Linked DNA regions of Homo sapiens: region 1 is linked to region 2. Evidence: read pairs that join two places in POLR2A ChIA-PET (ENCODE). Cell type or tissue: CD4-positive, alpha-beta T cell. All regions are shown on one strand.

Region 1 (2,500 bases), 430 kb after region 2:
ACTGGTGAGAGCGTAAAGTGCTACACCACACTAGAGAACTTGGCAGTATTTACTACAGTTCAAGATACCAGGTAAACTTAAGACCCAATGGCCAGGCACCACGGCTCATGCCTATAATCCCAACACTTTGGGATGCTGAGGTATGAGGATGGCTTCAGGCCAGGAGTTCAAGACCAGCCTGGGCAACATAGCAAGACCTCATCTCTACTATAAAAAAAATCAGCCAGGCATGGTGGCACACACCTGTAGTACTCCCAGCTACTCGGGAGGCTGAGGTGGCAGGATTGCTTGAGCCCAGGAGTTCGAGGCTGCAATGAGCCATGATTGCACCACTGCAATACAGCAGCCTGGGCAATAGAGCGAGACCCTGTCTCTTAAAAACAAAAAAGGGGCCGGGCACAGTGGCTCACGCCGCTAATCACAGCAATTTGGGAGGCCGAGGTGGGCCAATCACCTGAGGTCAGGAGTCCGTGACCAGCATGGCCAACATGGTGAAAGTCCATCTCTACTAAAATTACAAAAATTAGCTGGGTGTGGCGATGGGCACCTGTAATCCCAGCTACTCGGGAGGCTGAGGCAGAAGAATCACTTGAACCCCCGTGGCGGGGTGGGGCACAGAGGTTGCCGTGAGCCGAGATCACGCCACTGCACTTCCAGCCTGGGCAAGAGAGTGAGACTCCATTTCAAAAAAAAAAAAAAAAAGAAAGAAAAAAGGCACAGTCATTTCATTCAGTTGGACAGAAATGCATGCATAAGATTGATGATACAGCAGCATTGTTTATAAGAGTCCAAACTGAAGCAACTCACCAAAAATATCCATCGACACTGTAAAGCACAAATAAAATGTAGTATAGTCTTATGGAATACTTTATGGCAAAGAAAATGAACCGAAACTGTCTACAACATTGGCAAATGTCACAAGCAGAACATTGAACAGAAGCCAGACATGAAAGATGAATACGATTCCATTTGTTTAAAATTCAAAACCATGCAGAAGTAGAGTGTGTAGAGATGGATTTGTTTGCTTTTGTGGGAAGGAAAAAAGTCATTTGCTAATTAATAGTGATAATTCTGCTCCTCGTTTCTAATATTTACACCTCCGATTTTCTTCTACAGTTACTCATTTTGATTATTTGCAGTCATTGTATACAAACTTTTCAGGAAATACCCTCAGGCATGCAGAGAGCTGTAGGTGGAAATTATAAGAGGACCTGTGTCCCCTATATTCAGGGACCTATCCCACCAACACTCTGCCCTCCTAGCCCCAGGGCCTCATTGGGAAGTCTGTCTGCTGCCTAAGCGACCACAGTCCAGCCCAGCGTTTCAACACCACCCAGTGCTGGCAGCAACAGAAGCAAGTTGTCCCCTGGCAGATGAAGTAGGTGCCACTGGCTTCCCAATCTCCCTAGATCCAGGCCTGCCCTGTGTGTAGGGAGCTGCCCCCAGCTGCCCAGGCTCATGCAGTGAAGTTTGGTTTGTTTGTTCTCTTTGTGGCTTAAGTCATACCTCAGCTCCACCTATCAGTGAACCACTTCCTGTTGGGGAAAACACCTAGACGGTGTTTTGATTCCACCACATCTCTGTGGCAGCATAAACGTGCATACTGCCTTGTGCCATAGCAAAAGTGATTTCATGATTGACGGCTGCTCCTGCCACTCTCTCCACAGCTGACACTTTAGCCTCGACTTCCCTCCTTCCACGCCTCCTGAAAGCTGCTACTTCCCAGCATCTCCATCCAAAAACACCTCCTTTCCCTTTTCAAAGAAAAGTCTTTCCAGGATTGAGAAATGACAAAGAAGGCCGGGTGCGGTGGCTCAAACCTGTAATCCCAGCACTTTGGAAGGCCAAAGTGAGCAGATCACCTGAGGTCAGGAATTCGAGACCAGCCTGGGCAACATGGTAAAACCCTGTCTCTACTAAAAATACAAAAAATCAGCCAGGCGTGGTGGCGGGTGCCTGTAATCCCAGCTTACTTGGGAGGCCGAGGCACGAGAATCCCTTGAACCTGGGAGGCAGAGGTTGCAATGAGCCGAGATCGCATCACTACACTCCAACCTGGGCAATAGAGCAAGACCCTGCCTCAAAAAAAAAAAATGTTCAAAAAGGAAAACACTCACATAAACCAGTCCCTGTCCTCAAATCTTGCCTTGAAGAAGGAAATTCTAGAAGCCATTCATCTCCATAAGCTCCTCTTCCGGCCTCCCTTTCTTTTCAATTACTTAAGCAAATATTTGTTGATGATTCTGCCCCTTTTCAGTATCCTGAATGAACCTGAAGAGACAGGGGCAACCTCAACAACAGGAAGTACAGGTGCAGTGTGGGGACCTGGGCCAGGCAGGCACTCCGCAAAGGCGAGTTCCAGAGCCCACAGGTGCCCGAGCTGCCCTTGCAGTGGCTGGTTCCACAGTCACCTTCAGGAAGCCTGGTTTCTCCCCTCGCTTCACTTACCTCTCCTTTTCTCCTTCGCTGTCCCCCATGCCCTGAGAGGAAGGCATTGTTG
Region 2 (2,500 bases):
GGTGCTGGTGGGAGTGTAGCAGTGAGGATGACCAGCGGTCACTCTCATGGCCATCTTGGTTTTGGTGGGTTTTGGCCAGTTTCTTTACTGCAACCTGTTTTATCAGCAAGGTCTTTATGACCTGTATCTTGTGCCGACCTCCTATCTCATCCTGTGACTTCCTTAACCATCTAGGAATGCAGCCCAGTAGGTCTCAGCCTCATTTTCCCCAGCCCCTATACAAGATGGAGTTGCTCTGGTTCACACGCCTCTGACACATGCAGTGAGGACCCCTCCCCGCCCAGGAACCCAGTGGATGATTCCTCTCAGGAGGTGCGGCTGGGAATTAATTTAATTTAATCTAGAGAAATGATGTTTGTTTCATGTTCAAATGTTCTGGAGAGGTTACACCAGTGACAGAGGCCCTCTGAACTTACACACACAAAAGGCAACTCATTAGCAGGAAGATGAGAAAGCAGAAAGCGTCTCAAGACAGGAAGCTCGGCTTGGTGTCACCCAAATGTGTCTCCCCTTGACAAATCATCTCCCATGATCTGCCGGTCCCCGGGGAGGACAGGCAAGAGGCGGTGATGGGCTGTCAATGTGCATCTCGGCGTGTGGCAGTTGACAGGGCACCTTCATAGGTTTCTTCTCTGCAACTTCACTGCCACCCCCTCAGAAACTGAGACCCATCGGCGGCCGGCCTGAGGCACCCACAGCTGCAGAGAGCCGGGCACATCCAGGGCCTTGGGTGTGTCTCTCCTCCACTGTGGTGGAGGCTCCCCTCCACTGTGCCAAGCCCAGGGGGGCTGGCAGTCCCCGTGGGTGTGGCCCAGAAAGACTGGCAGTGTCTGTCCCAGACCTCAGGGCCACAGTCACCAGATAAGCACCCACTGCACTCAAGGCCTCTCTGATCAAGTCCCACGACCAGGCTCTCCAAGTCCTGACACCGCGGAGACCCCCAAAAGAGGAGGATGGAGCAGAGGGCAAGGCTCTCAGCTCCGCGGACTCACACCCAGCTGCAGAGGCAGGGGGAGCCGCCCTTTCTGTGGCCGGGGAAATTGAGGTCACTTCCTGTCTCGCTTCCCTCTCTCTGTGCTGGCTGCATCCTTCAGAAGGGGGGTGGGTGGCTGCAGGGCAGCGCCAGGCAAGGCTGCGGAGAAGCCGGTGCTCCCTGTGTCTAGGATGAAGAACAGAGCAGGGGGCTCCTCGGCGGTGTCGCTTCACCTCTCTTCCTGCTCCTTGATTCTCTCCACCCCCACCACCAGCCCAGGTGGAGGCTCTCGGTGATGAAGGTGCTGGCAGTGAGGGGCCTGCAGAGTCCGCATCTCTCTGCAGCTCAAGGGGCTCTCGGAGGCCACTGGGAGCTGGAGAGGGAGGAGGTCAGAGGCCTACAATTGGTTTTCCTGCTTGGAGAAAGAACAGATAGGAGCTTTCTAGGGCTGCGGCTCCATAAATAGCTCTAACTGTCCCTTCTCTCTCTTTTATGTTCTTTCAAACATGAAGAAAGAAACAAGCTCTAGCAAGGAACTCAAGTTAGACCGGCAAGTATTTGCCAAAGGTTAAGGGGCCAGAAAGCCAGAAGGTGGACACAACCTTAGGGACCCTGGGCCATGAGCCGTGAGACCTCTAGGATCAGCAGGGCCCAACAGGGCCATGCAGGAAGCCCTAGCTTCAAAGCCACAGGCACTGGGGAGTGGGTGGGGGCTCCCCAAAAACCACACGCTGCTCCCCAAACTCCTTTTAGAAGTGCCCCGGAAGACCTGGACCTGGCTGTGCACAAAAGCACCATGCTCTCCTCTGACCAGATCCCTTGGATGAGGTCCTTAAAGACCCCCTGGAGCTCAGTTTCCTCATCAGTAACTGGAGAGGTTTGCACCAGGTGGTCCTTGAGGGGCTCCCCCCAGCTCTGAGCCCACGATGGTGCATTTCATACCCTGGACTGTGTCTGAAAACTTGAGAAGGAGTAGGGAATAGGATAGATGCGAACTGAGCTTCTTGATGGGGTCCCGTACCTACCCCATATTTACTGCACTAGAAGCAGGGCCTGGAATCCACACTTCAACAAGCTCACACTAAAATGGGAGACCGTGCCACGCTGGCCTTTCTGGGGCTCCTCAGCCACGTTTTTGCACCTGCTGTTCTCTCTGTCTCCATTATTTCCCCTAGATCTGCACTGCTGTGTCCCTGATTTCACTCAGATCACTGCCCAATGTCCTCTTCAGAGAGGTCTTTCCTAACTGCCTCCTCTAACAGGTAAACAAGTAATTTTTTAATGTAGGTATGTCCCATGCAATGTTTGGAAAATACCGATACTAAAACATTATTTGTAATTGATCTGAAATTGAAATGTAACTGGACATCTGGTATTATTATTTGCTAAATCCAGCAACCCTAAGCAACAAGGACTCTGCAACCCAGCCCCCAGACTATAGGCCATTTGTGAGCTTGAGTCTCCAGGGGCGGCAGACAGGGCTGCAGCTGCTACGCCTGCCCAGCCCTTCCCCTCTGCTCCCCTCCC

The links. Peaks named below come from ENCODE experiments on the same cell type or tissue, not always from the same donor. Only the 100,000 strongest peaks of a DNase experiment are listed, where the experiment ranks them.
Region 1: POLR2A ChIA-PET joins it to region 2 with 31 read pairs; 11 of 35 experiments call an interaction of 5 or more read pairs at or near these places.

What each region holds. Positions count from the first base shown.
Region 1 is chr1:225,895,784-225,898,283 of GRCh38, forward strand. No RefSeq gene overlaps it. Among named protein-coding and RNA genes, the nearest start is that of LEFTY1, 7.9 kb to the left of the region's middle. RefSeq lists enhancers at 484-1,247, 1,191-1,400, 1,541-1,650. In CD4-positive, alpha-beta T cell, no CTCF peak of the experiment used is centred here; DNase peaks (open chromatin) are centred at 1,548 and 2,318; H3K4me3 peaks cover 826 bases; H3K27ac peaks cover 1,939 bases.
Region 2 is chr1:225,466,773-225,469,272 of GRCh38, forward strand. LINC02765 (long intergenic non-protein coding RNA 2765) reads right to left here and starts at 1,000. Exons shown (of 3, transcript NR_187303.1): 1 at 417-1,000. RefSeq lists enhancers at 353-652, 703-962, 1,093-1,372. In CD4-positive, alpha-beta T cell, no CTCF peak of the experiment used is centred here; DNase peaks (open chromatin) are centred at 499, 1,039 and 1,655; H3K4me3 peaks cover 1,662 bases; H3K27ac peaks cover 2,350 bases.